Linked DNA regions of Homo sapiens: region 1 is linked to region 2. Evidence: chromatin contacts called from ENCODE Hi-C data. All regions are on one chromosome and are shown on one strand. The core of a region is the stretch at or near the end of the contact, and the rest is flanking DNA. Distances in the headings are between cores, read along the strand shown.

Region 1 (7,025 bases), core at 2,748-5,247, 300 kb before region 2:
CTGGGAAAATACTGTGGAACAGGACATATAAGAAAACTTATATTCTAATTGTGTGTGTGTCTGTGTGTGTGTCTATGAGAGAGAGAGGTAGTTAACAATCACATAAGTACATAAGCAATCAAGAAGGTATCTAGTGATAAGTGCTATGATGAAGATTTAACGGTGATGGACTTGAAAGTATTTGATGGTCTATTTTGGGTTAGCTGTGCAGAAAAGGATTTTCCAAAGAGGGAACATTTAAACTGGATCTGAGTCATAAGATGTGTTAGCCCTAGGAAGATCTGGGGAAGAATTTTCTAGGTAAAGAGGATAGCAAGTTGAATGCCTCAAGAATAGAACAAGCTTAGTGGTTGCCAGAAGAGAAAGAAAGCCTATTGCCTGTGGGGATGAGGAAGGGCAGGTGAGAGAGGTGGTCCCAAGGGCAGGGGAACCTCTGGTAAGGCACAGCTTGGTAGCCTCAGGTAGAAGGTTTTATTATTATTATTATTTATATTTTTGGGACACAGTTTCGCTCTTGCTGCCCAGGCTGGAGTGCAGTGGTGTGGCCTTGGCTCACTGCAACCTCTGCCTCCTGGGTTCAGGCGATTCTCCTGCCTCAGCCTCCTGAGTAGCTGGGATTACAGGCACCTGCCACCACGCCCAGCTAATTTTTGTATTTTTAGTAGAGATGGAGTTCTACAATATTGGCCAGACTGGTCTCAAACTCCTGACCTCAGGTGATCCACCCTCCTCAGCCTCCCAAAGCGTTGGGATTACAGGCATGAGCCACCATGCCTGGCCAGTAGCAGGTTTTAGATTTAAGTTAGGTGTGACAGGGAGACGTTTGAGGGTTTTAAGCCAAAGAATGATATGTTTAAACTTACTTTAAAAATATCAGTCTGTCTGCTGTGTGGGCAAACAGTGGTAGATCAACCAAGTGGAGATAGAGAGCCTAGTGAGGAGGCTATTGCAACGGTCTGAGTGAGTGATGGTGGTGAGTGCAGAGAGAGAGAGAAGGGTGCAAATTGGGGTATGTTTGGAAGACAAAGATGGTGGTCCTGGTTGACTGATTGATGTAGTTGTGGGGATGTCTTGGTCTTGGCTTGGGAAGTTGGGTGGTAAGTGTTGCTGTTTACTGAGGTCAAAGTGGCAGAAGCCTGACAGGGGCACAGGTTAAAGTGTTTTTTGATGGCCTCATAGTGACTTCATAGAGGGGGTGAGATAAACTGAGCCTTGAAGAAGGATTAGGAGAACAGTGAAAGGGATGGGTCAAGATCCTGGGAAAACCAGGGTCTGTTTTGGACATGTTAAAGTTCAAGGTGTCTACTAGGCCTCAAAGTGGGGATAGTGTCTGAAATATATATATATACACTTTTTTTTTTTTTTTTGAGAAGGAATCTCGCTCGGTCGCCCAGGCTGGAGTGCAGTGGCACGATCTCGGCTCACTGCAAGCTCTGCCTCCTGGGTTCACTCCATTCTCCTGCCTCAGCCTGCTGAGTAGCTGGGACTACAGGTGCCTGCCACCACGCCCAGCTAATTTTTTGTATTTTTAGTAGAGATAGGGTTTCACCGTGTTAGCTAGGATGGTTTCAATCTTCTGACCTTGTGTTCTGCCCGCCTCGGCCTCCCATAGTGCTGGCATTACAGGCATGAGCCACCGTGCCCGGCTTGGCGTCTGAAATATTTTTATTCACCTTTTTTATGTGCACATTTCTTGCTTTGCAACCTAGAGAGCAAGCAACTCAGGGTTAGGGATCGTGTCCAATATGTTTTGCATCTCTCACAGTGCTAGGGAAAAGCCCTATGTACAGCAGGCCTTCATTAGATTGGAATGAATGGATATATTTGATCAGCGGGAAAACTAAGGACTAAAGATGACTGAAGATGTCAAAACTAAGCCTTTTCTAATTAGCTCCAATAATTTTTTTGAAGTCAGACTTCATTGACTCTAGCAGTTTTTCAGCCCATGTTGCGAGACTTAGTATTGGGGAAGAGAGAATCCTAAAGAGCTTTGGAGTCCAAAATTCACTGCAGAGGGACTTCTGTTACAATTTTGACCCTCTACAAAACCTCAGACTACCAAACAATGGCCTTTTCTGTTCATAATTGTGCTAGGTCTATGCTTTCTGACTTGTCTTCTTGCCTGCGATAGCACCCCAGGTTCTGTTCCCTGTGGGGCTCCTCTAACACCCCTCCCCTCACTGATCTCCAGTCTCCATTGCCTGAGGAACTCTCTTTCTTTATCAAAAGCATGTCATCAGGAACCTATTTAACACCCTGCTGTGGGTTAGGGAGCTAGATATGCTCCTGGCCTCAAGATTTCTGACAACACTTTAGAATCTTTCTGCAGAAATTGTCATGGCTCACTCATTTCCATCACCATCTTCAGAGGGTTGGGGAGGTGACAGTGAGGACATCGTTCAGGCTCTGCAGCATGTGCCTGGATATGGGTGTTAACCTAAAGCAATGCACATCTCCCGGGCTGTCTGTGTTTCAGTGAAGTGGCTGAGAGAAAATGCTTGGGAGTCAGACAGCGCGGGCTCTGAGTCCTGACTAGTACTTTCTAGCTATATTTCTAAACCTCGGTTTCCTCATTTGGATCATAGGCTTTTAAAGATCTACTTTGCAATGAACAAACAGTTATCAATGAACAAATGTATGTAGGGTCACAGTGGCTGACACAGTCAGCATTCAATAAATGGTAACTTCTGCTATTATTATTATTATTATTATTATTATTTGAGACAGAGTCTTGCTCTGTCACCCACACTGGAGCACAGTTGTGCGATCTCAGCTCACTGCAACCTTCACCTTCCGAGTAGCTGGGACTACAGGCATGTGCCATCACACCCAGGTAATTTTTTGTATTTTTAGTAGAGACAGGGTTTCACCATGTTGGCCAGGCTGGTCTTGAACTCTTGGCCTCAAGTGATCCACCTGCCTCGGCCTCCCAAAGTGCTGGGATTACAGGCATGAGCCACCACACCCGGCCTCCTGCTATTAATAAAATTGGACATACCACGTAGAACACCAACAAGGGACTGAAAACAGACACAGATACAGCAAGAAAGTGCTGATAAAATCTTTTAGATATGAGAGAGGACAAAACAGAAAAAGGAAGAGTTTTTGCAAATGTAGGTGGTGAATGCACACGTGGAAACCTGAAGGCTATGTTATCAGCCTGATTCAATTCATGGGGACCTGATAAGGGAAAGGTAATATTTCCTGGAACTCACTCCATCAAGAACACAAAGATTTTATGACTTCTCTTCTTTCAGACACGCACAAAGCCAACAACACAATAGATTTTCTTTCCCAAATCCCTTCTTTAGAAAGCTTTGCGGCTAAGGACAGTATCTCTATGTAAAAATCCACTCCAGGGGGTCACTGACTGCCTCTGGGGTCAGGAAATGGCTCTCTGAAGAGCTTGCTGGGCTTTGTGGTTGGATGCCAGGGCTGAGGATTGCATTAAGTTCTTCGAATAAGCCTGTAGTTTGGCAAAAAGGCTTTCCTCCTGGGCAGCTGAATAATTTTTAGATGATCTAGCTGGCACATCGTGGAAACACGCTAATGAGTCAGGAGTGATCTGACTCCTCCCCTCACCCCACACCCCCGTTGCTCAAGGGTAGAGAATTTCCAGGGAAGCCAGTGAAAGATTTATGAGACTAATCCCGGAAATATTTCTTCCCCATCTATTCTTCTCAGCAGGGGTGCCAGCAGCCCTGGGTCTGGAGTGTGAGGGGTAGAGAGGGCAAATTAGAAGGGGACAAAAACGCTGACTTCTGCCTTCAAGTGCTAGAGAAATCGGCGACTATAGAAACCACCTAATTAGGGTTCCACTGTCAATAAAATATTCAGGTCTTTTTTTGGAATGTGCCTGCCTGCAGGCCCCACAGAGCTTCATGGATGAATTTGAGGAGGCTTGGAGCATTGTGGCTTGTGGAGCATGGAGTGGGGGAAAGCTTGTTTCAACTCTGGGCTGGGAGGAGTCTGACAAGTGAGCTCTTCTGACTCACTTTTACAGGGATGAGGGGGAGGAGGCTGCAGGGATTTAGCGGCGTAGGGCAGTGTCTCCCGTCACCCGTGAACTTCCCTCTCCACACCCTGCATGTGCTGCATCTTCTTTGGGTGGGCTGACCTCTCCATGACGTCCTGGTTTGGAGGGCTGTCCTGTCTTTCTTATAACTCCAGGCTCCTTTTATAGAAAAGCGAGGGGATGGGAGTTGGGTCACTGGAGAATATCTATAACAGGGTGCCACTCTTGGGTTAAAGAAAAGCTCCTGTGTGCCTTCAAAATATGATTTTAAAAAATATATAAAAAGGTAAAATAGAGTAAGAAAATTCAATCCTTCTGGCTCAGTTTCAGTCACGCATGGGCAAAGGGAACAGAACTATCAGGCATGATTATTTGCCACGACTTTCCCATTTTTTGTTCAGAAAAATATTTTAGTTGTAAAGGTTGGGAAAACTAGGCTATTTGAGTTTTGCCTCTTATGTCTTCCCCCACCCTGTTTTCTGTAAAGACACTGCTAGAAATGGCCAAAAAGGATGTCAACACTGGAAGAGGCTTCAGGCGCCAGCAGAGCCTGCTGGTGAGTAATGAAGAGAGGCATAAACCACAGGAAAGGCCCTTCTCTTGATTAACACGGATTCCATTCAGCATCACCTTTCCTCCTTGTTTCAGGTAGCCTCAGTCCTAAGATGGAGAGACCTTCTAGTCTCTGAGGAGAATGGTCCTGGGCTAACCTTTGGTTTGGACTTCCCTCAGACCCTCAATGGCTGCTGCCACCTGGGCACAAGGATGGCCTTCCTACCTGGGTCCTCTACCCAAAGCTTTCCAAACACAGATGTACTGTTTAATAGGGAAAAGGGACCTTTTTTTTTTGAGACAGGGTCTTGCTTTGTCACCCAGGCTGAAGTGCCCCAGTACAATCACGACTTACTGCAGCCTCAACCTCCCATCTCAAGCAATCCTCCCATCTCAGCCTCCTGAGTAGCTAGGACCACAGGTGTGCACCACCATGCTTGGCTAATTTTTAAATTTTTTGTGGAGATGAGGTCTCCCTATGTTGCCCAGGCTCGTCTTGAATTCCTGGACTCAAATGATTCTCCCACCGCAGCCTCCCAAAGTGTTACGATTGCAGGCATGAGCCACTTCCCATCTGGGGACTTTTAATAATATAATTTTGTGTAACTACTGACAGTCTTGGTAGCAGAAAGGGCATCCATGCCATTTCCCTTCCAGAAATTTCCAAATGGTCTCTGAAGATCTCAGAAGTAAGACTCTCATTTTTGCTAACAAAAGGAGGTTACCTAGCTAACTCCACCACTGCATTAATGTGTACATTTTGAGTACATCATTTTTTTTGGTACATCTTTTTTGAGTACAACTTAGTACACTAAGTTATAAATGGACTGGACTTGAAAATATTTAAATTTTAACCAAGCATCTAAGAAAACTCCAATTTGACTACAGGCTTCAGGTCCTTACCATATATGTCCCAGATTTCTGGGACAGTCCCAATTCCAAATATTCAGTATTGTGGTCAGACAAGTATTTTGGTTCAGGAAGTATGAAGTCTGCCTCAGGGAAAGAGGTAGGTGGCTGTCATAGCCCTAGTTTGCATTTTATAGTTTGCTTATATGGAGAGCAGATCTTGGGCAGCCTTCCAAAACACCAGCATCTGAATTATCTGTTTAAAATTACGAAAAACACCAAGTCATCCAATGTCAGGACTATTTTCAGTTTCCTGTCACTATATTCAACCTGAGCCCAATAGATTGTGTAATCTATTTAATAAACAATTTCTCCCTACCTGGCTAGCCCCAGAGATGAACAATTGTCACTAATCCAGGAAAGATTCCATTCAACATGTATTCACTCATAGCCCTGGGTTCCGTATGAGGTGAGGTATGTTACAGCAAAATTCTTCTCCTTTCAAAACCAGAAATAATAATAATTAATAAGCTTCTGATAATGGTTCATCCCACATTGTCAATTTATCTTTTGGAAGAAGATCAAAATGAATTAACCATAGAGAAGTGAAGCCAAACGGCACAGTTTCAAGATTTGACTGTGAGAACAAAACTTTTAATTAGGAGTTTTGAATTCTTCTCATGAGATCTGCAGGATTCCAGACCTTATCAACACTTGGGAAAATCCAGTGGATTTTTTTTTTTTTAAATAACCCCATGTTCTTTGCTAACAGGAAACAGAAAAAGACTTTTTTTTTTTTAATTTGGAATTGGTTCTGTTGTAAATTAGGATGACACTACTAAACAGTTTCAGATATAAATTACTTTCAATGATTTTTTTTTCCCTTTCATCCAGAACTGGAGCTTGTATTTCCTGTTGATAAAAGAAAAAAAAAAAAGGCACTGTATTTACCAACCTCCCTGATCCAGCCAATCCCTCTGGCCTCTGTCTTTCAAATGAATGTGGAATTTGCTTGAATCTGAGGAAGTTTAGAAGCGGAGCTCCAGACCACCCACTTTCAGGATCTATAAGATGGTGCTGGAGTTAGGCTGAGCTGAGGCACTAATGCAAGCTCATGGGTTAGACCAGAGGTTCTCTTGACTCCATCAGAAAAAGTAGTTTGCAAATATCTTCTTGCTAGTGTCCTCCAGTGGAGGGGCTGACTCCAGGGCCCCTGGCTGCTGACACAGGTTGAATCAATCTACTTGCATGTGTGGAGGAGCCTCTTTTTATACACAAAATGTATTTAGGTGTCTTCATTTTTTATAAAGTGGGATAAGAATGCCGAACATCCTTCCATCCATTACCTATTATGTCTTTCTACTAGGAAAACTGCCTTGAAGTCAGGGTTGCTTCGCATTTTCTGGTGAAGCACTAGTGCTGATTTTACCAAGTCCTAGAATCATAGAATATTCAGCCTGGATCCTTGTGAGTTCTTTTATTTGACGGGTGTGGCGACCATGGTCTAGAGCGCTATGAGGACTTTCCTAAAGTAATAGTGCTACTACTTATTTATTTGCTAATTTATTCATGCAACAATTTTTTCACATCTGCTATCTTCTGTCCTTAA
Region 2 (6,750 bases), core at 2,420-4,919:
CCATTCTCTGATTTGCATTTTAAAAATTTTGGTTTTTCTTAAAGAAAGGATTGTGGGGGTAGGGGCAAGCATAGAGGTAGAAAGACCATTTAGAAGACAATCAACTTAGTTAAGGCAGAAGGAAGTGGTGACTTGGACTAAGAGGGTGGCAGTGGCAGTGCAGAAGGAAGAAAGTGGTCAAATGTAAGACATATTCTGGAAGTAGCACCAATGAAATTTCTTGATTGTTTGGATGTAGAATTTGAAGAGTGGGAGGAGTCAAGGATGACATACAATTATCTCATTTTAATAACTGAGCAGATAGGGATATTTAAGGAGATGGGGAAGGTAGGGGGAGATCTGGGTATTTGGGGAGAGGCAGATGGGATTAAGCAGTCTGCTTTGGATATCTAAAGTTTAAAATGCCTGAGATATACAAGTGTTAACATCAGGTAGGCAGGTGGCTATATGAGTCCAGGTTCCAGAGGAGAGGTTCAATCCAGAGATATAAATTTTGGAGTCATTGGTATAAGATGGCACCAGAAACCATGGGATTGGATGAGATCACTTAAGGAAATAGATATGGATGGAGAAGATGTTTTCACTGAACCCTGAAGGAGTTCTCTTCTTTAAAAGCTGGACGAAGAAGGGAGATTCAGCAAAGTAGCCCAATAAAGAGTGGCCACTGAGGTAACAGGAAAACAGGGCTGGTGTACTGGAAGCCAAAGAAAACTACAGAAGACATAGGTTAAACATTGCATTACTGTTCATTGGATTTGCAAAGAGGGAGGTCACCTGCGATGTTGACAAGGGAATGCAATTCAGTGAGTGGGATGCAAGGACGTGAAGGGAATATGTGGGGATAGCTCTTAAGTTTCCCATAAAGGGAAGCAGAGTAGTCTAGTGGAAGCCTGACAGAGATGTGGGGTCAAGAAAGGATTTAAACATTAGTGAGATACCAAGCATATTTGTGTTTAGTGGAAAGCGAGATTGATGATATATAAGAGAATAACTGAATGAATGAAATCCCCAAAGAGCTGAGCCAAACTATAAGATCCAGAGCATGAGTGAACTCTGACAGAGCAGAGATAGTGTTTTTTTAAAAAATTCTATTTCAGAGAAACCTGCAAAGATCACTTCTTTATGAATATTTTCCCATATTTTTAATATGTCCTTAGGAAAAAATTGCCCAGGTCAAGGCCATGGACATTTTTTAAGGCTGTTGACATATTTGTAAAGCTACATCCAGAAATGAGATATCAATTAACATAACCTAATTTTATCTTACATCATTTTGAATATCTTAAAATATTTTTTAGTCATAATTTTTCCTTTGTGAATGGTCTGCTATTATGTTTTTAAAATTGGAGCATTGATGATTTTAAAAAATATGTGTGCACAAGTTTTTATATAAAGTGTTTATAATTATTGGTTTTGTCATATTTGTAACATATCTGTTTCTAAGTTTGACTTATTTTACATTTTTTCATGATGTTTTACATTTTATCATAATGTTTTTCTATCATTTTTTTCTTTGTGATTCTTTCTGTTGATTTTATCCTTAGAAAGTAATTTTTTCCCAGGAAACAATTAAAATAATTATTCTGAAAGCCTGAGAATGCTGTGATCTGGATTGCCCTGTACTTCAACACTATAACATATGGCTCAGAAATGGAGCAGTTTACCTAACCGCACTGCATTTCCAGCTCCAGGAAATGAAACATTCCCAGAGAAAATGGATCATATTTCATGTCTGCTAAACAGCAAACAACAAAACTCAAGTAATCTACATCAAAACAATTGGCCATAGAAACCTTCACAAATGAAATTTTTACAACATCAGAAGCTAAGCCAAGTAACAACCAACCCACATGATCAAGCCCAAAATGCCGCATCAAGTTACCAATTTTCTGTGTAAACTTGCTTTTCAGTTGTTTGTCTCATGAAATATTCTTTTGTTTCAACCAGAGAAACTTCTGGTCTCTGATCATTGACTGACTAACTTCCATCCTCTCTCCCTCCCTCTTTTCCTTCCCTTTAATGTGTAGCAAGAAAGTTATAATAGATCTATGGTTATTATAACAGGAAAATTAGATGTCTCTAGTCTCTGCACTGTAATTTATGCAGAAGAATAAAACATGAAGCAGGCACGAACATTCACTTCTCCCCACCATTCGGGGATAAGGCTAATTCAGAGGAAGAATCGTTCCCATTCCCTCGATGCCCAGAGAAACATCAGGTCCCTCAACGTACATAGGTAACAGTAAAAGCCACTTTATGAAGAATTTCTTCTAAGGTCTTTTTCACCTGTTATTTCCTTTCCTCTCTCTTATGTCTTTGATGTTTCCTCCTCTTTTCTATCTGGTCTATCCTTAGACCTGGGCAAGATGGTCCTTGTCCTGGACCCATGCTTCAGAGAATCTGCTCCTGTTTTTCTTACCCTTCCCGTGGGTTGAAGAATCCACAGGCCAAGGAATTGTGACTATCTAGAGTCTGCTCCCCTGCAAGACCATGCTCCAAGAAACTGGGACCCTAGAATTCTGTATCCAAAAGGCATGATCCTATTTCCAGAGCCCACATGGATATCTTCCCCTATACCAGCCTCTGGTGCTAAGGTACTCCTCCTAGGTCTGAGGGGTCACCAAGAGAAGCTGTTTGCAAGAGGTGTGGATGGAGCTTGAATGTATGGGCTCGTGTATTTATGCATTTCAATGAAGCCCTTCATGGTATGGGGACAGAGCCAGAGTGGAAAGAGAATGAGAGCAGGTCGTGGGCCAGAGACTGAGCTAGGTGACCACCCTCCTTGCATTATTGCATTCTGTAACTCTCAGGAGTCCAGGAATTCTAAATTGACCAAGCCTGCTCTTCCAGTTTGCTATGAAGATATATTTGTCAAGATAAGAAAATATTACATAATTTACTTAATAGTCTGTTCACTTGATGTTCACTGATTTATACATTTTAAATGTTTAGATACGTGGTACATGGGTCTCCATTTATCATTTTGCCCCTGGTTCTGCAAATATTGGAGTGGGTCTGCCCATGCCCACTCCTTCATCCATTCTCTCTTTTCTGCTTCCCTTCCCTTTATATATCCAGTCTTCTTTTCTCCTCTGAGCCGTGGACTAGTGGGGATGTTTTGAGGTCTGGTTCTGACCTTCAGGACTGGTGCTGCTTCTCTCTCTCTCCCCTGCCCATCCTGGATCATCTCCCCACCTTGCTAGTTGGAGAATCCTGTATGTAATGATGGCTATTTATGGAGGACAAACAGAAACCTCCATATGGGAATGACAAAATTAATTAATAAGTGAGCAAATGAAGACAGATGCTGAACACCACTCAGGTAGGCTCAAGTGTGTTCCTGTCATGTATTTGCTCTGTCCAACACATCACCTGCCTCAATGAGCTTTTGCTTTCTTAGATCATGGTGGTGGGGGCTGGGGGTAGGTGGGAAATGGGGACAGGCATATCTGTTTAGCCACACCTGGGTTTTCTTAAGAACCCTGCAATGATTTTCTTCATTCCCACTGCCAGAGTTCCTTAGGCCAGTGGTTCTCAAACTTTAGCCTGCATCTGAATCGCCTGGAGGGCTTTTAAAACCACTTCCTGGGCTCAACCCTCAGAGTTTCTGAATCAGTAGGTAGGAATGGGGTGGAGCCCAAGCATTTGCATTTCTAACCATTTCCCAGGTAATGCTGCTGCTACTGGTCCACAGCACACTGAGAACCACTGCTGCAAGTCACCAGGATTTGTTGGATGTTCCTTGTTTGAATCTCTGTTGCTAATGTAAAATCACTTTCAACTTGTGGCCCGTGAGCAGATGCTGGCAGAGCTCAAAACATTTCCCAGTGGCAGAAAAATGACCTGGGACTCGAGCTTCCAGTCCCATGTACCCACTGCTCCCATCGACAGACAGGCTGCTTAGTTAGCAATGGCAGGAGAGTTCTCCCACAGAGGCAACTTGAGCCTTGACTTGGCAGACTATGAAACAGCCTTGGCCATACCCTTCCCTGCAAGTTCCTCTTTAATTGCAAAAGTCTGGGTGGCCTTCACACACGTTGTTTGTATAGCAAGGGAAAAGAGATAAGTTCAGTAACCTTGGAAGACCAATCTTTTTTTTTTCCCAGCCTCCTGAGAAGCAATGCCCAGAGGAACAAACACTGTGTGTGGGAAACCAGAGAGGGGCTCTGGAAGGTGGCCTGGAACGGCCAAAGAGGGGTGGCTTTTCTAAAGAATAAATGTCTCATGATGTGCCTCAAACCATGTCCTGCTGTGTGAGAGTTCATTAGCTGGGATTCCATAAGTGACAACAGTCTAAATCTCCTTAGCTAGACTCAGGCCATGATTCTTCCAACCAGGCTATAATCACACAGAAGATAATCTTGGCTCTAACTGCTGGGTTATATTAGCCAGTCCAAGAAATGGCTCTTAAATTGAACCTCTTGGGGATTTGCATCTGATAAAGACAAGGAATTCTCTTCTTTGTCAACAACTAACCACATGGGCTTCAGGGCATTGACTCAAGCAATGTAAGCTCAGCCACCAAACGGGTGCCCAGGATCTAGTCTTTACTTGCTTACTTTCTCTTGTGCAAATCCATAGGCCAATTGTTGGTTTCATTTTCCAACCTCACTTTTTCCAAATGACTTTGATTGTCTGTTGCTCTGAGTCTACCTTGGATCTGTCATGCTGTGGGAGCCTCCCCTGAAATGAGACAGTTTCAGTTTCATAATAACAATAATAGTCATAATAGGTGCTACTTGTTGACATGAATTCTACATCAGGACTTTTGCCAAGCATTCTTCATACATGATCTAATAAAATCTTCACAATAATCCTAGGAAATGAGGTTATCTTCAATCTATAGGTGAGGGAACCAAGGCTCAGGAATTAAAAAAGTATTCCAAAATCATGCAGCCAACGAGATGCAAAGTCTTGATGCATACTCAAGCTTGTGCCAAAGCCTATGCTGTCATATTCTGTACCTGATGTTTATTAATTTAAGTCGATCAATATATCTACACATGCATAAAATAAAATTTCAGAGGTAGGTTCCAACCTCCTAAATTATTTAGAAACAGGAAACTCACTTAACCAAGTACTCCATTTCCCAGGCAAGTCAGTTAACTGAATTGTTATAGTATAGTCAATACTCAATCAATACTCAATTACTTGCATTATAGAAGGTAGCATTAGTGGAAATGGAAAAAAATGAATAATCAATATAGCTGTGTTTTTGATGAGATTTTGCTGTCTAGTGCATGGCAACTTGGTACAAAGAATGTGGCAGCCTCCCTGAGGTTGTAGTAGCTGGGGACAAATGCCATCTTTTTTAAGGAGTATCTATGTTTCTCATATTTCTTCTGCCTGTCCCCCAAGAGATACCAGGTTGCATGACTTCTTCACATCTCAAAGCACAGCCCATGCTCTTAACCTCATCTCATTGGGTTTGCATCGAGATGTATGTGCACAGGCAGATGAATATGTGAGTGATGAGAAGAGCATCTGCAATGATTCCTTCTGACTACAGCCAAGAAGGGTATAGAAATTACCAGGTGGAGTTAGACCCCTGTTCACATAGGAGAGTGTTGTGAGAGGCAAGCTGCCTTCTGCCATATTCAGAAGGTCAGACAGTCTTTAGAATATCATAACTCATGACAGACCTTCATTTTTTGCCATTTTCTGAAAACTTCCCAAATATTTTAGCCCGTAATAGCTTTTGGGGGTAATCATTCCATGAGTTTGCCTCTATCTATTCTTTGTTAAAAGTCACTTTGGATAGTCTTTCAGCCTTACTGAGATTCCTTGGAAGATACACGTTATCATAAAAAATTAACCTTGGCTTTAGAGTCAGAATATCTAGATTTGAAACTCAGCTCTGCCACTTATTAGCTAAAAAGGAATTTCAGCCAAGATAGTAGGCTGAGCTTCCATGGACACCCCCCCCACCCCAGTTTTAATGCATAAATATGCTTTTAAAAATTAAAAAAATTAAAATACCTAGTTGAATTCAAAAACAAGAAAGGGAAGCTTCAAGGAGCAGAGATAAAGAGGGAACTGTAGTGGTTAGGGGAAGTGGGGGCCACATGGCCTGTGGTGACAGAGAGTGCGTTGCTTAAAGGAAAAGGTTTTATAGCCAATGTGGGAGTGGAAGTCATCTGGCCTCATGCATCAGAGGAAGCCAGAACTGGGTTCTCAGGACAAAGCTGAGAATCAAAAAGGTTCTCATGAATGGGGCGAAGAAAATTTCCATCCCATCCATAGAGTGGCATAGACTTGGCTCCCTGCCCTAGACCATGTTGAAACAGAGTTGATTGAGAGTCAGTCAGACCCCAGTTCTGTGGCACAGGATGGGGCCAAGGGGCTTGAATTCTTGTTTCACGTGCAGTATGGAAAACTTGTAGTGCAGGAATGGAGAGACCAACCTAAAAGCCTGTCCTGGACTGGTGAGCCCTGTAGATTCCAGGCTGAGGCAACTATGTGGACACTTCCAAATAATCTCCTAATTAGTTCACTGACCAATGGAAGAGCGTCCCCTCACAGTCTTGCACACATAACCTCAAAAGGCACAGGAGCTTTAGGGGAAGGCTGCAAGGACTATAGAGATGCATGGCATCTGCTTGTTTTCATTTTCAGCTCACTCTCCCTTTTCCCCCTCTGCACACCCTAATCCCCAGGAAAACTGCCACAGCCAGTCAGTCATCACCTTTTTTTCCTGATAGTAATGCTCTTCTTAATTTCTTTCCTAGATGTGTTGCACTGATATTTAGA

The links. Hi-C counts contacts between places; a loop is a spot of excess contacts on that map. Pooled maps may share reads with other maps.
Region 1: a loop to region 2 is called in a map of PC-9, with 4 times the contacts of the local background. The contact joins two enhancer-like sites. A Hi-C loop is called at or near these places in 2 of 168 maps with a recorded cell type or tissue (PC-3 and PC-9) and 2 of 50 pooled maps.

Annotation. Positions count from the first base shown.
Region 1 is chr5:74,540,228-74,547,252 of GRCh38, reverse strand. No RefSeq gene overlaps it. Among named protein-coding and RNA genes, the nearest start is that of LINC01331, 7.0 kb to the right of the region's middle. RefSeq lists an enhancer at 4,006-4,567. Within about 2 kb of position 3,997, at least 13 of the 41 ENCODE cell types and tissues checked have a DNase peak (open chromatin) inside an H3K27ac peak, as active enhancers do; they include PC-3 and PC-9, where a contact is called at or near this core.
Region 2 is chr5:74,238,795-74,245,544 of GRCh38, reverse strand. No RefSeq gene overlaps it. Among named protein-coding and RNA genes, the nearest start is that of LINC01335, 66 kb to the left of the region's middle. RefSeq lists an enhancer at 3,698-3,747 and a silencer at 5,994-6,194. Within about 2 kb of position 3,669, at least 5 of the 41 ENCODE cell types and tissues checked have a DNase peak (open chromatin) inside an H3K27ac peak, as active enhancers do; they include PC-3 and PC-9, where a contact is called at or near this core.